Linked DNA regions of Homo sapiens: regions 2, 3, 4, 5, 6 and 7 are each linked to region 1. A link is a contact called in ENCODE Hi-C or POLR2A ChIA-PET data. All regions are on one chromosome and are shown on one strand. Each heading gives the region's core, a stretch centred on a gene start or an enhancer-like site at or near the end of the contact. The rest is flanking DNA. Distances are from core to core; before and after follow the strand shown.

What was found. Hi-C counts contacts between places; a loop is a spot of excess contacts on that map. ChIA-PET counts read pairs that join two places held with the same protein, here RNA polymerase II (POLR2A). Pooled maps may share reads with other maps.
Region 2: a pooled map shows a loop between it and region 1 (11-fold over the local background). The contact joins the promoter of RTCB here to the promoter of PES1 in region 1. A Hi-C loop is called at or near these places in 1 of 37 single-sample maps with no recorded cell type and 7 of 50 pooled maps. POLR2A ChIA-PET finds 5 or more read pairs at or near these places in 1 of 52 experiments (CD4-positive, alpha-beta T cell).
Region 3: a loop to region 1 is called in a map of B cell, with 18 times the contacts of the local background. The contact joins the promoter of PRR14L here to the promoter of PES1 in region 1. A Hi-C loop is called at or near these places in 4 of 168 maps with a recorded cell type or tissue (B cell, CD4-positive, alpha-beta T cell and naive thymus-derived CD4-positive, alpha-beta T cell), 1 of 37 single-sample maps with no recorded cell type and 16 of 50 pooled maps. POLR2A ChIA-PET finds 5 or more read pairs at or near these places in 1 of 52 experiments (activated B cell).
Region 4: a map of CD8-positive, alpha-beta T cell shows a loop between it and region 1 (25-fold over the local background). The contact joins the promoter of PISD here to the promoter of PES1 in region 1. A Hi-C loop is called at or near these places in 1 of 168 maps with a recorded cell type or tissue (CD8-positive, alpha-beta T cell) and 7 of 50 pooled maps. POLR2A ChIA-PET finds 5 or more read pairs at or near these places in 1 of 52 experiments (activated CD8-positive, alpha-beta T cell).
Region 5: a loop to region 1 is called in a map of B cell, with 25 times the contacts of the local background. The contact joins the promoter of FBXO7 here to the promoter of PES1 in region 1. A Hi-C loop is called at or near these places in 2 of 168 maps with a recorded cell type or tissue (B cell and CD4-positive, alpha-beta memory T cell) and 9 of 50 pooled maps.
Region 6: a loop to region 1 is called in a map of naive thymus-derived CD4-positive, alpha-beta T cell, with 10 times the contacts of the local background. The contact joins the promoter of AP1B1 here to the promoter of PES1 in region 1. A Hi-C loop is called at or near these places in 1 of 168 maps with a recorded cell type or tissue (naive thymus-derived CD4-positive, alpha-beta T cell), 1 of 37 single-sample maps with no recorded cell type and 6 of 50 pooled maps. POLR2A ChIA-PET finds 5 or more read pairs at or near these places in 1 of 52 experiments (GM12878).
Region 7: a loop to region 1 is called in a map of naive thymus-derived CD4-positive, alpha-beta T cell, with 14 times the contacts of the local background. The contact joins the promoter of EWSR1 here to the promoter of PES1 in region 1. A Hi-C loop is called at or near these places in 1 of 168 maps with a recorded cell type or tissue (naive thymus-derived CD4-positive, alpha-beta T cell) and 9 of 50 pooled maps. POLR2A ChIA-PET finds 5 or more read pairs at or near these places in 1 of 52 experiments (BJ).

What each region holds. Positions count from the first base shown.
Region 1 is chr22:30,590,600-30,593,299 of GRCh38, reverse strand. PES1 (pescadillo ribosomal biogenesis factor 1) reads left to right here and starts at 1,390. Exons shown (of 15, transcript NM_014303.4): 1 at 1,390-1,490. The coding sequence starts at 1,467. RefSeq lists enhancers at 768-847, 1,068-1,367, 847-1,562.
Region 2 is chr22:32,410,972-32,413,671 of GRCh38, reverse strand. RTCB (RNA 2',3'-cyclic phosphate and 5'-OH ligase) reads left to right here and starts at 1,425. Exons shown (of 12, transcript NM_014306.5): 1 at 1,425-1,608. The coding sequence starts at 1,516. RefSeq lists an enhancer at 1,276-1,455.
Region 3 is chr22:31,748,844-31,751,640 of GRCh38, reverse strand. It overlaps PRR14L (proline rich 14 like), which reads left to right and starts at 1,509. Exons shown (of 9, transcript NM_173566.3): 1 at 1,509-1,648. RefSeq lists enhancers at 1,284-1,578, 1,068-1,627, 1,867-2,499.
Region 4 is chr22:31,660,838-31,663,557 of GRCh38, reverse strand. It overlaps PISD (phosphatidylserine decarboxylase), which reads left to right and starts at 1,343. Exons shown (of 8, transcript NM_001326411.2): 1 at 1,343-1,414. The coding sequence starts at 1,350. RefSeq lists enhancers at 1,303-1,602, 1,843-1,892, 1,110-2,309, 2,283-2,422, 1,718-2,611 and 1 more.
Region 5 is chr22:32,473,501-32,476,359 of GRCh38, reverse strand. FBXO7 (F-box protein 7) reads right to left here and starts at 1,549. Exons shown (of 9, transcript NM_012179.4): 1 at 1,236-1,549. The coding sequence starts at 1,357. RefSeq lists enhancers at 1,033-1,202, 788-1,288, 1,457-1,626, 1,289-1,789, 2,515-2,574 and silencers at 959-1,268, 1,279-1,468.
Region 6 is chr22:29,387,186-29,390,257 of GRCh38, reverse strand. AP1B1 (adaptor related protein complex 1 subunit beta 1) reads left to right here and starts at 1,688. Exons shown (of 23, transcript NM_001127.4): 1 at 1,688-1,834. It also overlaps a transcript of RFPL1 not described here.
Region 7 is chr22:29,266,906-29,269,894 of GRCh38, reverse strand. EWSR1 (EWS RNA binding protein 1) reads right to left here and starts at 1,627. Exons shown (of 17, transcript NM_005243.4): 1 at 1,546-1,627. The coding sequence starts at 1,558. RHBDD3 (rhomboid domain containing 3) reads left to right here and starts at 1,914. Exons shown (of 7, transcript NM_012265.3): 1 at 1,914-2,147; 2 at 2,318-2,469. RefSeq lists enhancers at 30-79, 1,542-1,601, 1,712-1,771, 1,164-2,035 and a silencer at 1,282-1,371.

The DNA of each region.
Region 1 (2,700 bases), core at 141-2,640:
GGCCAGGCTGGTCTCAAACTCCTGATCTCAGGTGATCCGCCTGCCTCAGCCTCTCAAAGTGCTGGGATTACAGGTGTGAGCGACCGTGCCCGGCTTCATCTCATTTTTAACTGTGGAATTGCTGGGTTTTAAATTTTAGCTTTAAATTAGATAGTGCAAGTCACATAGTTCAAAACAAGTATTCACCAGTGCTTAACGTCTGTCTCTGTGTAAGTTCTAAGACCAAGTCCTTGGGCCAGGTCACATTCACAAGAGCCTCAAATTTAAACTTTTGAGATCATCTTCGAACGAAATTTGGAATTTGGAAAAAGGGAGAAACGTTTAAAAAAAAAAAAACCTCTTAAAATTGCATCTACTTCCAGACTGCACCATCTCAAGGTGATGTGACTATTTGTATAAATCTTGGAATTATTATTTGAGGAACACTTACAGAATTTATGTGTACAAATTAAAAGCTCGAATATGTTGAATGTACATTTAATTTTATTTATTTATTTATTTTTGAGATGGAGTCTCACTCTGTCGCCCAGGCTGGAGTGCAGTGGCAAGATCTCGGCTCACTGCAACCTCTGCCTCCCAGGTTCAAGCGATTCTCCTGCGTCAGCCTCCCGAGTAGCTGGGATTACAGGCGTGTGCCACCATGGCCAGCTAATTTTTGTATTTTTAGCAGAGACGGGGTTTCACTATATTGGTCACACTGGTCTCGAACTCCTGACCTCAGATGATCCGCCTGTCTTGGCCTCCCAAAGTGCTGGGATTACAGGCGTGCGCCACCGCTCCCAGCCTTGAATGTACATTTTAAATATACCACGAGTCCACCACTAAGGCTCAGAAAATATAAGTGGCCTCTAGGATCTCTATACCTCCGCGAGGAAAAATGTCTTCCTTTTTTCTATTTTAGCCGCATAACCGCGAATGAACCAAAGAGAACCCGAAGCCGGTGGGAACTCAGCGCAGTCTCACCCTGCCCCTCGGGAACCGCTTCTCAGCAGCGGCAGCCGAAGTCTGACGACGCTTAGCAACCGTTACCTTGACAACGCAATCCTATCGCGCACCATGGAGTGCGGCGCCCCTCTGCATCCCAGAAGGCACCGCGCTGTCCCTAAGCCTTCCGCCCCTCTCCGTCCCAACATGCAACGAGGCTCACAGTCAATGAATCGTCATCAGGGTGATTACAGAAAAGCCTGTATATCCACGTTTGTTTTAACACTTAAAGTGTTTGTAACCATTGTGAGCGGGAAAGATCTGGAAAGAGTGTTCTCAGTGATTTTTTTCAGACTATAGTTTTAAATCTTGAGGAGGAAATCCCCATCTTTCCCTGGACTTGTACAGGCATCTCATTGGGCAGCCCGCACAAACAGACAGCGTGGGGTGGGGAGGGTCCTCGGGGTCCTTGGCAGGGCACGTGCGGGAGGAAGTGGAGCTCCCTGTACGCGCGGCCCTAGTCGGCTCCTCAACGTGGAGCGATGGGAGGCCTTGAGAAGAAGAAGGTGATTGGGAAAGACGGTGGGGATTCCCGAGGGGTGGGGTGCGGGGGCGGCAGAGCATGGGGTCGACTCTTTTCCCGGGCTCCGTCTCGTGGAGACTGGAAAGACGGGATCGACGTGACCGTAATCAGCTGCGAGAAGGGGTCCGAGAATGGACAAGGATGGCAGTATTCGTTTAGTGAAATCCGAGAACGAACTCCAGAGTTCTTTCTGTGGAGAGGGCTGTGAAAGAGAGTTGAACTTACCAAGCGTAGCTTCATTCCAAAAGCAGGCCGAGCCGTGGGACCACTATTTACCGAAAGGGTGATAAACATTACGTAGAGCTCACCGTTACTGCACCGTTACATTAGTTGGTTAGTGTTGTCTTGGAAGTTCTCTTCGAGGCATAACATTTCGGCTGAAATGGGAAAGATCAGAACGTCTTGGATGGGTTCTGGGGCATGGGAGTGCTTAGCGAGCAGGCCTGACAAGGGAAACCAAGTGCCAAGATCAGTAGGCAGGGAAGGCTTGCTGTGTGTAAGGAGTTGGAAGGACATTAGGATGACTCGCATGTAAACCAAGAAAAGAATGGCATCTGATAAGATTGGGGTTGGACACGTACTGTATCGTGCAAGGCCTGTAAGCTTGGATTTTATTCTAAGTGCAGTAGGAATAGTGTAGAGCTTGGATTTTATTCTACGTGCAGTAGGAAAAAAAGGAGGAGTAACACGATTAGAGTTTTTCAGGGAGTTCTTGTGGCTGTATGGAGAATCGGCCCAGTGACATGAAAAGACTGGGAAGGGAATGGGAATGAGGAATATATAGTTGGCTTAAGTGTTTCTTTCAGAGTGAAAGTTTCTATTGCCAGTGTTCTTAACCCAACACACTACATTGAGTATCCAGTGCTAGCCATCGGAACTGCAAAGATACAAGATGGAAAACCTGCCCTTGAGTTGCAGATGTAGATATGTAACAAAATCGTTACAGTTTTTAAAAGCTGGGTTTCAGAGCCAGAATCAACAAAGATGAGTCTTTGTTGTGGGAAGGATTGTCTTGTGTGTAGTAGGATATTTGGCAACATCCCTGATCCTTTACCTACTGGATACCAGTAGCACCCAGCAACCAAAAATGTCTCCAAACATTGCTGAACTCTCCTCCCCCCAGCACATACCCAGGGAGTACCCCATTGAGAACTATTTATTCCCTTAACATTTATAAGGATAAGCATGGTGAC
Region 2 (2,700 bases), core at 176-2,675, 1.8 Mb before region 1:
ACTAAAAATACAAAAATTAACTGGGAGTGGTGGCACGCACCTGTAGTCCCAGCTGCTTGGGAGGCTGAGGCAGGAGAATCGCTTGAACCTGGGAGGCGGAGGTTGCAGTGAGCCGAGATGGCACCACTGCACTCCAGCCTGGCGACAGAGCAAGACTCCAACTCAAAAAAATAATAAAATAAAATAAGACATAGAAAAGGGAAGAGACCTAAGGTTGCACAGACATCAAGGCTTGATTTTAAAAGAGAATTCTTTACCTCTGAAATCTTTCCAAGAAGGAACAGGGTAACCACAGGAAACTCTAAAAGTTGTATCACTTCAAGCTTTGGGATTTTTCACCCACCACAGATTCAATGAAATGGCAGTGCAGAGTACTAAACTCAGACAATTCATAACTGAGAATGATATTAATGTGTCAGAGCACCTAATCAATGGGGAGAAATTGGGGCAGAAGAGAAGAAAAGCGGAACCAGTGTAGATAATGCAACAAATGAATGGAAACTACATACTGTTTTTTGCAGCACTTACAGTCTAGTGGGGGAATGGAAAGAGGAGAGCTGTTTATAGAGTGCTTGCCGTGTGCCAAGCCCCGTGCTGATTACCCCTCCAGTGTCACTTCATTTAGCCTTCTACTCAAGAAAGAATTATGATCCCATTTTAGAGATGACGAAACAGAGATAAGAGGGGTTAATCACACCAAGTCAGTAAATGGCACAGATAGAAATTGAATCTTGCGTCTTTCTAATCCCAAAGTTGCAGTTGTTGACATGAGGCCGAACTGGAAACTGAAATCACTTAAAGCTCACTTACCACTATGAACAAGAGACACGGCGTATAAAAGCATGATTAAAGAGGTCTTGATCATCAAATGCGGCTAGACTGGGGAGTTTTGGCGATCCATAAGGGCTGTGATTTGATCATTTTGTAGTATATGTCTGGCCACAATAGATGCACCCACAAGTGTTTGTCAGAATAAATGATAAGCTGCCATGCTTCATTCTTTGGGATGCTCCTTTCTGACCAAAAAAGTTATTTGGTGTATATCCAGATTCATTCTGAAACATAAATGTTCAGCTATGGTATTTACTCAAACAGGTTTTTCTTTCTCAGCTGCTGGCGTTATCTTTTTCCCCTCCCAGCTGAGGGTGTAAACTCCAAGCCAATGCACCGAACCTGACCCAGACTCAAGGTGTTTTCATAAGCTGCTGAAAAGCATTTCCAAAACAAAAGATAACTAGATTATACTTTAAACTTCTGGATTTCGCTTAGCTGTAGTTTAGAGGAAATCGACTAATAAAGATCCTAAAGTTATACACTACAGGACAGTACAACTTAACCAGAGGAAAGACATTGGCCTGAAGAATTTTGAGCCTCGGCGCTTGCCGTTGCTCATCTGCTGCGGCGCTGGTCGCGCCTGCGCTTTGGTTCTTGGAAGGCGGTGCTCTGAGAAGCCGGACTACGCGGCAGCGGCTCTTCAAAGCGGAGCCGGGAGTTTTTGCTACAGTTTTCGCCACCATGAGTCGCAGCTATAATGATGAGCTGCAGTTCTTGGAGAAGATCAATAAAAACTGCTGGAGGATCAAGAAGGGCTTCGTGCCCAACATGCAGGTAAGGCAGGAGAGCAAATGGCGGGGCCTTCCGTGCTCCGTCCCCGGCCCGGCCGGCGTCCACTGCGCCCTCTGGACCTCCCCTGACCACTGGGTCCGCCCCGGCCCCTTGCAGAGTTTCCCTCATCCCGTCCTTCTCCCCTCACGGTTCTGGGGCCGCCCAACCTGTTCCGGCACCACCTCCCGCCAGGAGAGGTCCCCGAACCACGAGGACAAGCTAAGTGCGGTGGATATGGGAATCTAAATAAATACGAAATTGGGGTTTCCAAAGCGTTTTCACAGATCAGTCTCATAAACGTATCGTGAGCTGTTTTACGTTCACAGAAACTTCAGTGATCTTTTCCAGGGTGGAACAGCCAGCCCCAGGTTCATTTGCTGGGACTGGAATTCACCTCCTCTGAGTCATGCTGGTTATTTAAATAACGTTTACAAACCTTTGTTCACTAAACCAGGTTTTCAGCATTCAGTATCGCATGTTGGTTTTTAATAAAGCGATGTCATTTCTTGCAGTAGCGCAGGGCAGGGCCTGTTTGATTTTAATATTCACTTCACAGAAGGACCTCGAGGATCTGTCGGTGACATAGCTTCCTCTACCCACCTAGGAAGAAGCTCAGCCAGGACTTGATGTCCGGTTTACTTCTTTGACGTCCCAGATGGAGACTTGAGGGCTCAGGATCATCAGATAGTTTGAAAGCCTGGGCTCTGTATCTCTCGGCCTTCATCACCATCTGTGCTCATATTTTTATTAATGTGAAAAAAGAAAACGTTTATGAAGTTTTGCAACGTATTTTTAAATAGTTTTTGAAATCCCTGAAGGTGCCAAGTAAATGCTTCAAAGGTTTACCGTCTCGTCTCACGTCTTGGTAAACAGCTCCCAATAGTCACTCCATTCTTTTATTCAGAATCAAAGCTTACTGAGTTTCCCTTGTTGGCAAGTCACTTACACTGAGGGAAGAAAAAGCGCACGGGGATAAATCTGTGTTCTGTTTGCTGTTTGGCCACTTTCTTTGTGTGGAAACCGTTACCCTGAAGGAAGGAATAGAAAATCTAACATAGGGAGAGCGCAGTGGTTCATGGCCTGTAATCCCAACGC
Region 3 (2,797 bases), core at 260-2,759, 1.2 Mb before region 1:
ATAAAGAAACTCTGAAGGCCAGGAGTGGTGGCTCACGCCTGTAATCCCAGCACTTTGGGAGGCCGAGGCAGGCGGATCACTCGAGGTCAGGAGTTCAAGACCAGCCTGGCCAACATGGTGAAACCCTGTCTCTACTAAAAATACAAAAATTAGCTGGGCATGGTAGCATGCGCCTGTAATCCCAGCTACTCAGGAGGCTGAGGCTGGAGAATCTCTTGAACCTGGGAGGCAGAGGTTGCAGTGAGCCGAGATCCTACCACTGCACTCCAGCCTGGTGTCAGAACGTGGCCCCGTCTCAAAAAAAAAAAAAAGAAAGAAAGAAACGAAACTTTGAAGCATTCAATTTTTTTTTTTTTTTTTTTTTTTGAGACAGTGTCTTGTTTTGTTGCCCAGGCTGGAGTGCAGTGGGGGCACCATCATAGCTCAATGCAGCTTCAAACTCCTGGGCTCAAACGATCCTCCTGCTTCAGGCTCCCCAGTAGCTAGGAGCACAGGTGCATCAACACCTGAGCAATTTTTGTTTTGTTTTGAGAAAGAGTCTTGCTGTGTCATCCAGGCTGGAGTGCAGTGGCACTATCACTGCTCACTGCAGCCTCAACCTTCCAGCCTCAAGTGATCTTCCTGCCTCAGCCTCCAGAGTAGCTGGGATTACAGGCACACATCACCAGACCCAGCTGTTTGTTTTTTGGCAGAAACGATGTCTCACTATGTTGCCCAGGCTGGTCTCAAACTTCTGGGCTGAAGTGCTTCTCCCGCTTTCGCCTCCCAAAGTGCTGGATTACAGGCGTGAGACACCGCGCCTGGTCGATTTCTATTTTTTAACACAAAGCCGTATTATTTGGGGCAAGTCGATTTCATTATCTGGACCTCAATTCTTCCACTGGATAAACATTTCTTCCTTCCTTCAAATGTCCATTGAGCGTCTAGTTTTGTGCCGGACACTGCTCTTGGTGCTGAGCATTAAGTGATGAACAAAACAGACAAGGTGGAGGAAGATAAATGATAAACAAGTCAATAAAGAGATGAGACATAGAAATTTCAGCTAGTGTTAAAGCTATGAAGAAAATAAAACAAGGTTCTGTAACCAACTGGAGGCAGAGGTGCCATTTATTTAGTGGTCAGTGTGATTAGAAGAAGCAGAGGAGTGTCATGACCCAAAACACTCTTTCCAGTAGAATAAGATCTCTCGGGCTGCCAGAGTGGAAGCAGGCAGGCCCTTAGAATTGTAGCCGTCCAGACTAGAAAAACGGTGGACTGGAACAGGGTGACAGCAGCGAAGGCCGGCACTGGGTCCTGTGGCTCAGCAGGAGCAGAACCAAAAGTTGTGTTTCCCTTTAAGAGTTTGAGCCGCAGGGGCGGGGTTGAGGGAGGCTGGGGCTAGCAGAGGGCGGGAGGTCAGAATCAGGAAGAGCCTTCCCTTGGAGTGCGCGCGCGCGGTGCGGGGGCGGGATTTGGGCGAGTCCGCATGGCTGGCTCGGGCCCCGGATGAGGAAGTGCAGGGGGACCATAGAGACGAAGAGGTGGCGGCGGCCGGAGCGCCCCCGGCCTCTGTCGGCTCCGTAGGCTCAGGTAGACCTGGCGACGACGGGGCTGCAGCTGCAGGGGCTGAGCTGGCTGGGCAAGCGCGGGCCGCGGAGGAGGTCTCAGGGTAAGAGGCCGGGACTGGAAGGCTTCGGGCGTAGCCGCCCCGCCCCACTCCGCCCTAAAGGGACCCTCCGCCGGGTGGTGCTGCTAAAGGGGAGTCCAGGCCCCCCGCCCTCTCGGGGCGCGGAAAGGAACCAAGGCTGCCCTGTGGGCGGCGGAACGACCCAGGGAGAGGGAGGAGACCAGGCCCCGCGTCGCTAGAGAAAAGCGGCTTCTCCGAGTCATGGCTCCGACGCGGGAGAGAGACTCCTCTTCAACCTCGATACAACAGGGATCCCCCAACTTATCTCCTCGGAGAGGACGACGCCCCTTATCGGAGGCGTACGCTCTTTCTTAGCGCTCATCCGTTGGTCAGCAGAGGGAGACCCACTCCCAGGGTTCGAGGGGGATTCTGAACTTATCCTGAGGAGGAGTAAAAGATAACCCCTAAATGAGACCTTTCCCCCAACTTTGGTCAGCGTCACCCAGGTGAAGAGTGAGACCCAACTTGCCTGAAAGTGACAGAGGGGATCTTTCTTCCCAGTAAGAAAGAGACTTACCTTCCTCCTTTATTTTTCGCCTGTACCCCAAGATACGGAGAGGAAGACCTTGAAATTTTACTTTATGGTATCAGAAATCAACCTTTCTCCCTCTCCCCTCGTGATGTCCACAGAGAGACCCTCGCTTCTCTTCTTCCCTTTAAGCCTCTTGGTGTGCAGTGAGCTCCTTTCCCTTGCATTATTAAGAGCATGGCTTTTGGAGTGTAATCGTTGCAAACCTGGGTCTCTCACTTAACGTCTTTGTGACCTTGACTATTTGTTTAACTTGTCTGAATCTCAGTCCATCTCCAATTTGGGTTCTGTTTTCTTAGAATTGTCATGCGGGCTAAGGGAGCATTTGTGTAAATACTAGTTATATAGTAAGCTTTTGGTAAGCTGTTGCTATTACTATTACTTAATCTGTTAAAAAAGAAAACTAATATCTTGCACAGAGAAGCATATTTTTCCATGCATGCCCCTCGCAGCCTCCATCACAAGTGTTCAACCATCCTTTCTCACTGGAGTGGAAGACTCCCTCCCACTTAGGGGTTAGAGAAAGAGACACTTCCAGTCCCCTTAGATCCTGCTGTTCAATACTTTCCCAAATTAACAAAGAGGGCCTCACTGAAAATAAT
Region 4 (2,720 bases), core at 94-2,593, 1.1 Mb before region 1:
TTTCTTCCCCCCAATACCAAACCTGGTGCCTTTTAAGCTCTCTGTAGGAGCTGAGTATGCCCTAGTTGAACTTAAGCCAACTACACAGAAATACCTGCAGGGACCAGGGAGCATATTCCTCCTCCTGTCAAATGCCTGGTGAAGGCAACTGTGATTATCAGCTTAGCAGATGAAAAAGTAGGGCTGCATTCCTTCAGTTGTTGGACCCAAATTCTGCCAGATTCTGACAAAGGGCTTAAAAGGAAGAATGTTTAGGCCAGGTGCGGTGGCTCACGCTTGTAATCCCAGCATTTTGAGAAGCCGAGGCGGGCGGATCACGAGGTCAGGAGATCGAGACCATCCTGGCTAACATGGTGAAACCCCGTCTCTACGAAAAATATATATAAAAAAATTAGCCGGGCGTTGTGGCGGGCGCCTGTAGTCCCAGCTACTCGGGAGGCTGAGGCAGGAGAATGGCGTCAACCCGGGAGGCGGAGCTTGCAGTGAATCGAGATCGCGCCACTGCACTCCAGCCTGGGCGACAATGAGAGACTCTGTCTCAAAAAAAAAAAAAAAAGAAGAAGATGTTTAGGACATGGTTTTTGGAGTCAGAGACGTATGTTCAAATTCTGGCTTCACTATTTTATAGTCTTTGGGCATATGCCCTTTATGTACCCTTGAAGATGTTGCTTAACCTTCCTGAGCCTCAGGTACCTCATCTTTAAAATGGGGATAATGTCTCGGGCCTAGCTGCGAGTCTCTAGTCAGTGCTCAGTAAAAAGTAGCAGACATGATTGAAAACTCGTTTTCCTCTTACAATTGAAGATAGGAACCTTTTCAAGAGCAAGCACCAGGCACCGAATTTAACGACTGGTTGCATTTCTAGGTGATCCAAGACCGTTTGCCCCCGGTCTCCCTGGCAGCACAGCGGTAGGAGATAAGAATGATATGACACCATGCTTGCAAAGTGCTCACAACACACTCCGGCGCTTAAAAAACGAGAGCTGAGTCATGGATGCCCAGTTTCCCCATCCGTAAAATGAGCAAGTTCGATCACTTGAAACGACATTCTTGGATCTTGGATGACTCAGATTTTCCAGGTACATGAGGAAAGGCACCCAGAGGGAAGGAGGAGGAGTGGCAGTGCTGCGACCAAGCCCAGGTTTAGCGAAACCTACAGCTCCACTAGTTCCCCTACCTCCGCAGGTGCCAAGCGGGTTAGGTGGGGAGTAGCCACAGGGCGGAGCTTAGTCGGCTCCGCCCCCAACCCGCGCTTTTCTCATTGGCCCACTGAACTCGAGACTCGTGACGCCTTAAGCGTGCGCCCAGCGTGTGAAGGGGGCGTGGCACGCTGAGAAGGAGCAGACAAGATGGCGACGTCCGTGGGGCACCGATGTCTGGGATTACTGCACGGGGTCGCGCCGTGGCGGAGCAGGTATAGCAGCGCGGAGAGACTACCTTGGGGCGTGGGGCAACCTGGACCAAGCTGGGGTCTGAAGAGAGATGTTTCTGTGTCGCGGGCTCGCTCTGAGGCGAGCTCGGGTGGAGACGGAGCCACCTTCACCTCGAGCTTAGGAGCAGGTGCGACTGCTCCTGCGTAGGGCGGTCCGGATTTACTTAGGGTGTGGCCTAGAAGCTCGCGCTTTGCCCTTTCCAGCTAGGTGGAAGTTCACGAGGGACAAAAATCAGATGAAATAGGCTACCTGCCCGTCTCTTGAGTCGAGGCAGGGCTTTCAGATGTTCAGATGCCATTTTCTCGTGTGTTCGTTTTCGTAGAAGGAATGATGTCCTGTGGGAAGGACACTAGATTGAGTGTCAGGCAACTTTCATTTCTGGATCTTAGTCTTTGAAGCTAGAGGGTTAGGTTAGGTAATCTCAAAACAATATGTTATGGGGCTAGAGTCTTGGTTACCCTTGTGACCCCCAGCTGTTAGATTCTTAGAAATGTGGGAGACTTGAGGGGTCTTCTGAGTCCAGCTGTCTCTCTTTGGAGTTAATGAGATTGAGGCTCCGAGAGAGGGAGGGATTTGCTCAAGTTCACCTAGCCAGTTTGTAGCAGAGCCCGGACCCCCATCAAGGTACCCCCTCACGCGACGATCTTTCTCTCAGGCTGCCCGCCGTGAGGGCAGTGGTTATACAGAAAATAGCTTAGAGCATTTGGAGTGTCGGAAAATGGATTAAAATGTAGCTGTGATTCAGAGTCGGCTGCCTGGTGTCATTTCAAAGAGCTAAGATTTGAGAGATGCGCCATACTTGTGTGTTTCCTACAGGGTTCATTTTGTCAGCGTTGATCAGAGGATAACCTATTGTTTTGGGAGGAGACGGACACTGGATTTGGACTGAGAGGGAACAGAAACCATCATTGGTCTTGTTATGAAAGCGTCACTCTTTCATCATTAACTGTACAGAAATGATTATCTCTCAGGAGAGGGCTCTGCATTGTGGTGGTAACTGTTAGAATTTGGGCAGGAGACTTTGTTTTCAATGTTATTACCAGGCGTGCTGTGTATGAGTCAACCCTGAATTCATTTAAAGTGTGTCACAGGCTGGGCGCGGTGGCTCACGCCTGTAACCTCAGCACTTTGGTAGGCCAAGGTGGGTGGATCACTTGAGGTCAGGAGTTCGAGACCAGCCTGGCCAATGTGGTGAAACCCTGTCTCTACTAAAAAATACAAAAATTAGCCGGGCATGGTGGCAGGCACCTGTAATCCCAGCTACTTGGGAGGCTGAGGCAGGAGAAT
Region 5 (2,859 bases), core at 300-2,799, 1.9 Mb before region 1:
TTGAAGATTTATTCAATCTTCTACTCGTAACCTACTGGTAACGATGCCAGTATGTAAAACACACAGGTTTAACAACAAGAAATAACAGTAGGCATGTCACTTACTATAATGTTTAAAAGGAGTTATGTCAGTATCTTATTTAGGGTTTTTTTTTTAATCAGGAAGAAAACAGGCTTACTTTCAATCTAATAATGTCTTAACCAGGAAAATGAAAGGGCGAGAAGTTCAGAATAACGGCCTCATTTTACCCAATTCCCTAAAAATAAGGTGAAAACGTAGGAAGGTTTGCTTTTGTTTTGAAGAATTCACCTAAAAATCCCCAGGGAACATCTTTTTCATTTTTCCTTAGCACACTCAAGTTTCAAATTCACTAGCTCAGTATTTGAAGAGGACCACTCTTACCTTGCCGCTTTACTCCCAAATTATTGTCCCCAAAAAGTATCTTTTAGGGAAACAAAGCAGCTTCACCTGCAGTCCCACAAACCAATAACAGAATATGATCCTTTCTCAACTTTACTGCCCCCAAACTGCAAGCTCTCAAGATCAACGTTTGCCTCAGTTTTAGCAAAAAAGCAACATTTCACCCAAGAAAATGAAATGGTCTGAAACACGCCTACACGCTGTCCTTTCTAAAACTTTTCGGCGGCGAAGTCCAAGCGCTCACCGCGGTGCTCGGCGCATGAACACAACAGAATCTAAAATTGTTGCCGCTTCACAGCAGCGATACAAGCTACCGGTGGCCTCGGATTGAGGGCAGATTTTTAACTTCTAGCAATTTCCAAACTTTTTCATTGAAATACTCCAACAGCTGAAGAAATTAACTCGGACCCCTCACAGTCCAGAAAGGTTTAACCCAAGCCAAGCTCATCATTTCCAACTTGAAATCTAACCAGTTGTGGAAATTGTGCGTTCCCTCCTCTCCCTGGTTCCGTTTACTGCAAAACCAGAAGCCATGACTCACCGAGGAGGGGACCAGAGCCCCCGGGAGGCCGGGCCATGTTCTCCAGGAGCCGGACCCCAGCCGACCACCCGCGCTTCCCGTCGCCTGCACCCTCCGGCTCCGCGACGCCCGGAAGAGCCCGGGCCTCCCGTGAAGGCCCCCCCGGCGTCCCCGCACTTGGCCTATCGCCCGGCCACGCCCGCGCCTGCAGCCCACAGATGACGCCAACCCGCCCTGCACCCACCCCAAGCACTCCCCACTCCCCGCGGGCCGCCCAGCCCCGGCCCCAGCGTACCTGTACCCCCAGGTGCACAGCAGGGACTGCCTCAGGTGCGAGCGCAAATGCCCCAGCGTCGGCTCCGTCTCGGGCACCTCCAGCGGCCAGGTCCGCTTCAGAAGCCGCACCCGCAGCCTCATGACGGCGGCAGGCGGCCCGAGGGGCCTGGACCCGGAAGCGGCGACGGGGACGGCGGCGGGGCCGAGCAGCTCCCGCCCCAAACGGCGACGACCCCGGACTGGCGACTACCGGAGCTGAGGGGTAGCTGAGGCGAAACGGGGAAAGAGCCCCGCCACAGTGGCCGCCCTGCCACTCGGTCTCTGGAATAGAGCGCCCGCCCCTCTCCTGAGGGCGCCTCCTGGAGCCGACCCCGAGAGCTGGAGGCGGGCAGGCGGCCTAAAGGAACCGGGCCTCTCGGGGTCGGCCGATCGATGACTCCGCGCGCAACGGCGCTGCCTGAGAGCGCGGGCACAGTGCGCAGGCGCCGAGATGCGGCCGCTCGCTGGCATCCCAGATTTTCCGCGGCGGTGGCTGGGACTCCCAGTACTTACTCCCTGTGTGCGTGGAACAACGGTAGCGCTGATAGGGATGCTGCAGACAGACAATACAGTCGCCACTCCCCAGGACCAAGTGTCACCCCCTTTCTTCCGTGGCCCTCAGTTCCAGCGGCATCTGCTCTGAGAAGCCTTAGGTTAATCCTTAGGTTGGCCGGGCGCGGTGGCTCACGCCTGTAATCCCAGCACTTTGGGAGGCCGAGGCGGGTGGATCGTTTGAGCCCAGGAGTTCGAGACCAGCCTGGGCAACATGGTGAAACCCCCCCCCCCATCTCTACAAAAAATACAAAAAATTAGGTGTGGTGGCGCCTGCCTGTAGTCCCAGCTAGTTGGGTGGCTGAGGCGGGAGGGTCGATTGAGCCCGGAGGTCGAGGCCTCAATGAGCTGTGATCGCACCACTGCACCTCAGCCTGGTTCCACAGAACGAGACCCTGTCTCAAAAAAAAAGTAGAACTATTTGTAGCCAGTAATCTATGTCCGACAGTTTATTAGAACTCTGTGGCTGCATAACAATCACCCCAAAGTTTAACGCAATAAACATTTGTTGTCCCACAGGTTTTAGAGGTAAAGGGATTTGGGGATGCGTGGCTGGGTGGTTCTGTCTCCAGGTCTCCCATGAGATTACAAACTGTAGGCCAGGGCAGCAGTTATTGACTAGGGCTGGAGGATCGGCCTCCAGGATGGCACAGTCATGACTGTTGGCCAGAGACCTGTTTTCACCACGTGAACCTCCCCATAGGGCTGTTTGAGTGTCCCCATGACATGGCAGCTGGCTTCCTTCAGAGCAGGTGATCCCAGAGAGACCAAGGTATAAGCCACAATGTCTTTTATGACCTAGCTCCAGAGGTCACATACGGCTTTTGTCATATTTACAAACCAACCCTATGTGTGAGAGGATCCAGCCAAAGGTATGAATGCCAACAGACAGGGATCGCTGCGGGCCATCCTGGAGGCTGGCTACCATAGAGGGTCTAACTAATGATAACTTAGATGAGAGAGAGTATCAAGTTTCGTCCTTGTGTGATAACCATAGTCCAAATCCTTAGAGTCAAATAAAGTTTCTCCCAATAGGTGGCAGCACTTGTCCA
Region 6 (3,072 bases), core at 439-2,938, 1.2 Mb after region 1:
TGATAATATTAAAAAAGATGGATAACAACCTCAGGGGATTGTTTTTGAGATTAGCAGTACCATCCACGTAATGGAATACTATGCAGATACTGGAAAGTGCCAAGTAGAAATGTATTTACTATTTTGGGAAACTTTTACCAATATTTTGGTGAGTTAAAAAATACCAACAGTGGCTCACGCCTATAATCCCATCACTTTGGGAAGCTGAGGTGGGCAGATCACTTGAGGTCAGGAGTTCAAGACCAGCCTGGTCAACATGGTGAAACCCCCGCCTCTACTAAAAATACAAAAATTAGCTGGGCACGGTGGTGCATGCTTGTAATCCCAATTACTTGGGAGGCCCAGGCAGGAGAATCGCTTGAACCTGGGAGGCAGAGGTTGCAGTGAGCCAAAATCACGACACTGCACTCCAGTCCGGGCAACAGAGCGAGACCCTGTCTCAAAACAAACAAACAAAAAAAAACAAATGATCTATCAAGTTTGGAAGAATATTCACCAAAATATTAAAAGTGATTGTCTTAGGTCAGTGGGATTGCAGATGGTTTTTTTCTTTTTTCTTTTTTTTTTTTTTTGAGACGGAGTCTTGCTCTGTCGCCCAGGCTGGAGTGCAGTGGTGTGATGTCGGCTCACTGCAAGCTCTGCCTCCCGGGTTCACGCCATTCTCCTGCCTCAGCCTCCTGAGTAGCTGGGACTACAGGCGCCTGCCACCACACCCGGCTAATATTTTGTGTTTTTAGTAGAGACGGGGTTTCACCATGTTAACCAGGATGGTCTCGATCTCCTGGCCTTGTGATCCGCCCGCCTCGGCCTCCCAAAGTGCTGGGATTACAGGTGTGAGCCACCATGCCCGGCCATTTTTTTTCTTTTTTTGAGACAGGGTCTGGATCTGTCGCCCAGGCTGGAGTGCAGTGCTGCAATTATAGCTCACTGTAACCTCAACCTCCTGGGCTCAAGCTATTCTCCTGCCTCAGGCTCCCGAGTAGCTGGGACTACAGGTATGAGCCACTGTGTCTGGCTCAAGGTCACTCATCTTAAGAATGGAGGGGTCCAAACTAGAGCTGTAAACCTAGTTTGGACAGAGAGAGACCCCTCTGTAATCCCAGCACTTTGGGAAGCCGAGGCGGGAGGATCTCTCGGGTCCATGATTTCGAGACCAGCCTGAGCAATAAAGTGAGACTCTCTCTACAAAAAATAAATAAGTAAATAATAAGTAATTAGCCGGGCGTAGTGCTGCGCACCTGTGGTCCCAGCTGCTTGGGAGGCTGAGGTGAGAGGATCACCTGAGCCTGGGAGGCGGAGGGTGCAGTGAGCCCAGATCTTCGAGCCACTGCACTCTAGCTTGAGCAACAGAGCAAGACCCTATTTCAAACAAACAAACAAAAAATGAGTGACCTTGAGCAAAACCCTGCCCCTCTTAGAACCTCAGATTTGCCGTCTTTACACAGAAGATGGACTTCAAACTCCCTACGACCTTGCCCGGCCCCCTCACGCTGAATTGGCTAGCGGGATGGTTTCCCAAGGGCTCTGCGGGAGACTGCAGCATAGCAGCGCCGCGGCTGCCGAGGGGTTAATACCGTTGGGCTCTTCCCCTTTTCTTGCCCCGCCCCACGGGCACCACCCCCGCCAGGGTTGTACCCTTGACCCCGCCTTCAGGCCTTGCGTCCACCGGAAGTACCCGCGCGCGGGCAGCTCACTTCCGCCCGGCAGGTGACAGCCGCGGGGCTCCGAGCCGCCGGCAGCCCGGACGCACCGGGAGAGCGAGAGGTGGAGGCCGCGGACATTTTGGTGCCAAGCCGAACCGAGCCGGGGCGCCGGGAGCTATTGGGACCTGCGGGTGAGGAAGCGGGGACCCGGGCGAGCCAGGAGAAGAAGTGGGGCGAGGGGTCAGGGGTCCTAGGTGAGGGGTTTGCGGGGTCAGAGGTCATGAAGAGGACGCGGCGCTGCAGGGGCGCGAGCGACGTCCCCAGCCAGAGGAGGAGGAAGGGCTGAGGGTTCGTTCATTCATTCGCGCCCACTTGGCCGCCGGCCTGTTCCTCGGCCGCCCCATACCCGCAGCACCTCCTGGGGCTTCCGCCCGGAGAGACAGGACTTAGGCCCCGAGGAATTCCCCACTGGCCTGAGGGAAAACTCTTCGGGCTCTGATTTCCTCTTTCGGACTCACCTCCATGGCCATCCTGAGGCCTCCTCGTTGTTCAGGGCGTTATCTCTTTGCCAAGGTTGAAAAAGAAGAAAGAAAAAAAAACTAGAAAACGGTCCCGTGCCGCCCGCCTCCGGCTAGGCACTGGCTTGGTCTTGTTTGTTGGAGCCTCTAAGACAAGTTAACTGAATGGAGACACCGGTGATAATGCTGCAAAATAACGAGGGAGATGCTTGCTAGTGGCTATCGAGTCCCTTCTGTGTACCGGGCACTGTGCTAAGCACTTTCCTTACAATGACACATTTAAACTTCACAGCAACCTTTGTGGGGATTAAATATCCCTATTTTATCGATGAGGACCCTGAGGCACAGAGAGGTTAAATCCCACATGTAAGGTCATTCGGGTAGTAGAGGCAAGGCCAGGTTTTCTGCCAGGCTGTCAGAGACCTGCAAAGTACAGAGACAAAGGAAAGACTGGAGTTAAGGTTGGGGTGTAGGGGATATTTAAGACTTTTAGCCAGACATGGTGGCTCACGCCTGTAATCCCAGCACTTTGGGAAGCTGAGGCGGGTGGATCGTGAGGTCAGGAGTTCAAGACCAGCCTGACCAACATGGTGAAACCCTGTCTCCAATAAAAATACAAAAATTAGCCAGACATGGTGGCGTACGCCTGTAATCCCAGCTACTTGGGAGGCTGAGGCAGGAGAATCGCTTGAACCCAGGAGGTGGAGGTTGCAGTGAGCCGAGATCGTGCGACTGCACTCCAGCCTGGGCCACGGAGTGAGACTCCGTCTCAAAAAAAAAAAAAAAAAAAAGATTTTTAGCTGCCGTTGTATTTATTTGGATTTATGTCACGATGTAGCCTTATTGCTTTTTGTCTGATCTTCATAAGGGGCATTCGACTTACTTTCTTTAGGATAAAACAATCCTACAGG
Region 7 (2,989 bases), core at 378-2,877, 1.3 Mb after region 1:
TGGTGAACAAGGTTTGAACAAAGTTGACTGAAAAAAGGCACGTCCAGCCACGCAAAAATGTCAACGCACACGTTTTGCCTTTTCAGGCTTTTGCAGAGCAGAAGAGGGTGGATAGGGCACCTAGGAAACCACTTCCCACCGGGAGGTTAGCTGTGGTATTTCAGTCCTCTCTTCTACCGGCACTCTTTGGTATCCACTCTTTGGTATCCCGGCACGAACAGCCAACACTTACCTGTTTATTGACCACAGATGGGGAGAATTCTTAAACTGTCCTTAAGTTGCTGGATTCTGGACTCCAAAAACTCTGGAGTGCCCAGAACTTTTCCTGTCTTCCTTCTCATCTTCTCCCACTGTCTCTAAGGCCTGGAACCAGGTGGCCTGAGAATACCCCCGGGGCAAAAATGCTCCACCCTGCCAATTTTCGCGGGTTAGTGTACCCACAGATTGCGAACTGCAGGTGATGGCTAGGCGACACTCTTAAACGCTCCTTCCATCAAGGACCACTCTACTCCCATTTTGGAGTTCCCAACCGGGGCTTGCTTGCAAGTGCCTTTAAGATTGCTTCTACTGGCCTTTTTTCCCCTCTCCTCTGTCGACCTACGAAATCAACAGGCCTGCCGGCCTAACGCAGGCGAATAAACGTGCGAGGCCACTGCTGAAACATAATTCAAATGAAGGCTCGGCCTTTTGTTCCTCCTAGGTCAGAGAGACCAGAAATATCTTTCTGGTAGCGTTTCTCGTCTCTCGACCCAGGCTGGCCTTATTATACAACGGATGTCCCTCGGCGTTTGCAGAAAAAGGGCCCTGGGAAGCCACTTAATTGGTTTTGGGGGAGGGGAGGACGTGGATTAATAACGATAAAAATGGAGAAGCCCAAGAAAGCGGCAAACTGGGGGCCCTGGAGGAGGGAAGCACATTCTGTCTAAAGCCCAGGCGAGCAGAAGTTCGGCTTGGGGCTGGAAGCCACAGAGGGGGCAGCTCGGCAGCGCCAGACGCCCCAGCCGACTGGGTCTTAAGGATGACGGGGCTCCCGCTCATAGGCCGGCACCCCTCGGCCCACAAATCCACGGTATCTTTATTTGCTTTTTCCCCTGGTTTCTCAGGAAACCCTGAAAACGGGGAGGGAGGCCTCACAGGGACAGCAGCCTGCGGGCCCCCCGGCGGTTTCATAGTGACCGGCTTGAGGCCTGGCCAAATCCTCCCCTTCACGCAGGGCCTCGAAGGCCGCAGGCCCCGCCCACGTGGCGGGAGGCCCGGAGCTCAGGGCGCGAGGACCGCCACACAATGGAGGCCAAGGCGGGCCCCGCGCGCCCCCGCCGCAGCAAGCCCCCCGCGCGCCACGGGCGCCGGAAGATTCCAGAACCGGCCCGCCCGGTTGGGGGAGGGGAGAGGAATGCGGATCCCCGAGCTCGTCGGGCCGCGGCGGGTGCCTCAACCCCCTCTCGGCAACTCCACTCAGTCTTCCCAGCCAAGCCCAGAGACGAACGACCCCCAGTTTGGGCGTTCCGGCTACCGCCGGCGCGACCGCAGTTCCACCATACTCACCCGTGGACGCCATTTTCTCTCCTTCCTCCTCGTTCTCTCAACGTCCGTCTCCCTCTCGCTTTCCCTCTAGGCGCCGCACTGCGCAGGCGCAAATCTCGCAACCCCGGGCGCGACCATCGGGCCAGGCCACGGGGGTGGGGTCAGGAGGGATGAACCACCGCTTACTCGTTCTTCGCGTCCGCAACTCTTGTCCCAGTCCTCTCTAAAGAGCGCCCGACGTGACACTCGGGCCAAAATAGCATCTAAGGGGCCAGAGCGGGGGTGAGCGGGTCTCAGCGTGAAACCGGAGAGGCTCTCAGCACGAGACTAGGCTGTTTGGAATGGTTCCGTCCGCTGGCTCTAGGGACGGTCGCTGAAGAGTCGGCCCTGCAGGGAGACGGAGATCGGCGGGAGGGCTGGGGGAAGGGACCCGGACTAGAACAACTGCTGACTAATCCGCGGGCCGCGGGGAATGGGTGGCGCGCCAGCCGGTCGGCAGGGGTCACGCGGCCGGGTGTGCGCGGAATGGATTCAGGGTTCTCGGGTCGCGCCCGGGAGCTAGAGTCCTGACTCCCAGCCGGGGTCCCCGACCGGCCTTTCGGGGTTGCCGGGCGCGCTCTGCAGTGAGTACCCGGGACGCGTGGCCCGGGCCAGCGGGGAAGGGTCCCCAAGGCCGGTCGGCTGGGTGGGAGGCCTCGAACGCCGTGCCTGGCCCCGAGACCCTATCCCCGGTAACGGTCGAGGTGGAGCAGGCCCTTTAATCATCCCTCATCCGATATCCTTGTTTCTACAGAAGGGGAAACTGAGGCCCAAGGAAATTGAGTATCTCTGCAAAGTCACCAGCTGAGTTCGAACCAGACAGATCCTGGGACCCCCTACTCTATCCGCCACCGGAAGAATCTCCGTCCTTGTCTTTCCATTCTGCCCTCCCGGCTTCCCAGTAAGGTAGGCAGGGCCTGGTGGTGCACTGCCCCGTTTCATAGATTGAAGAAAGTGAGGTCCAGGGGGCTCAAGTCCCAGTTCCGAGTGTCCACGGGTAAGCCCTTCACCCTTGCTAAGGTGCCCAGAGCTGGGGAATGGTTGTGAGGTGTCGATGCAGGAGGAGGTTTACGGTGGGTGCCTTGGCCCCAAACCCTGCCTCCAGGCAAGGCTGACCCTGCCCACCTTCCTGGACCTCTAGCCCCAGCCCCCTAGGTGGATGCCCGGGTCCGCGAAGGGCAGGGTTCACCTTCAAATCCCTCGGCAGGACCAGGAGCCAAGCTAGTGTCCTTTTTTCAGTGAACATATATAAAGCACTGGCTGTGTGCTGTGAATACCCTGGGGAATGTGGGGTTGGATCAGAGGAGCCATGAGCTCAGACCACCTGCCTAGGGAGACAGACTGGCCAAGCTGTGCTCCTAAGGATAAGATCCATGATGTTAGGGGGCCAGAGGAGGGGAAGGGATATTTGAGCTGGGCTTCCAAG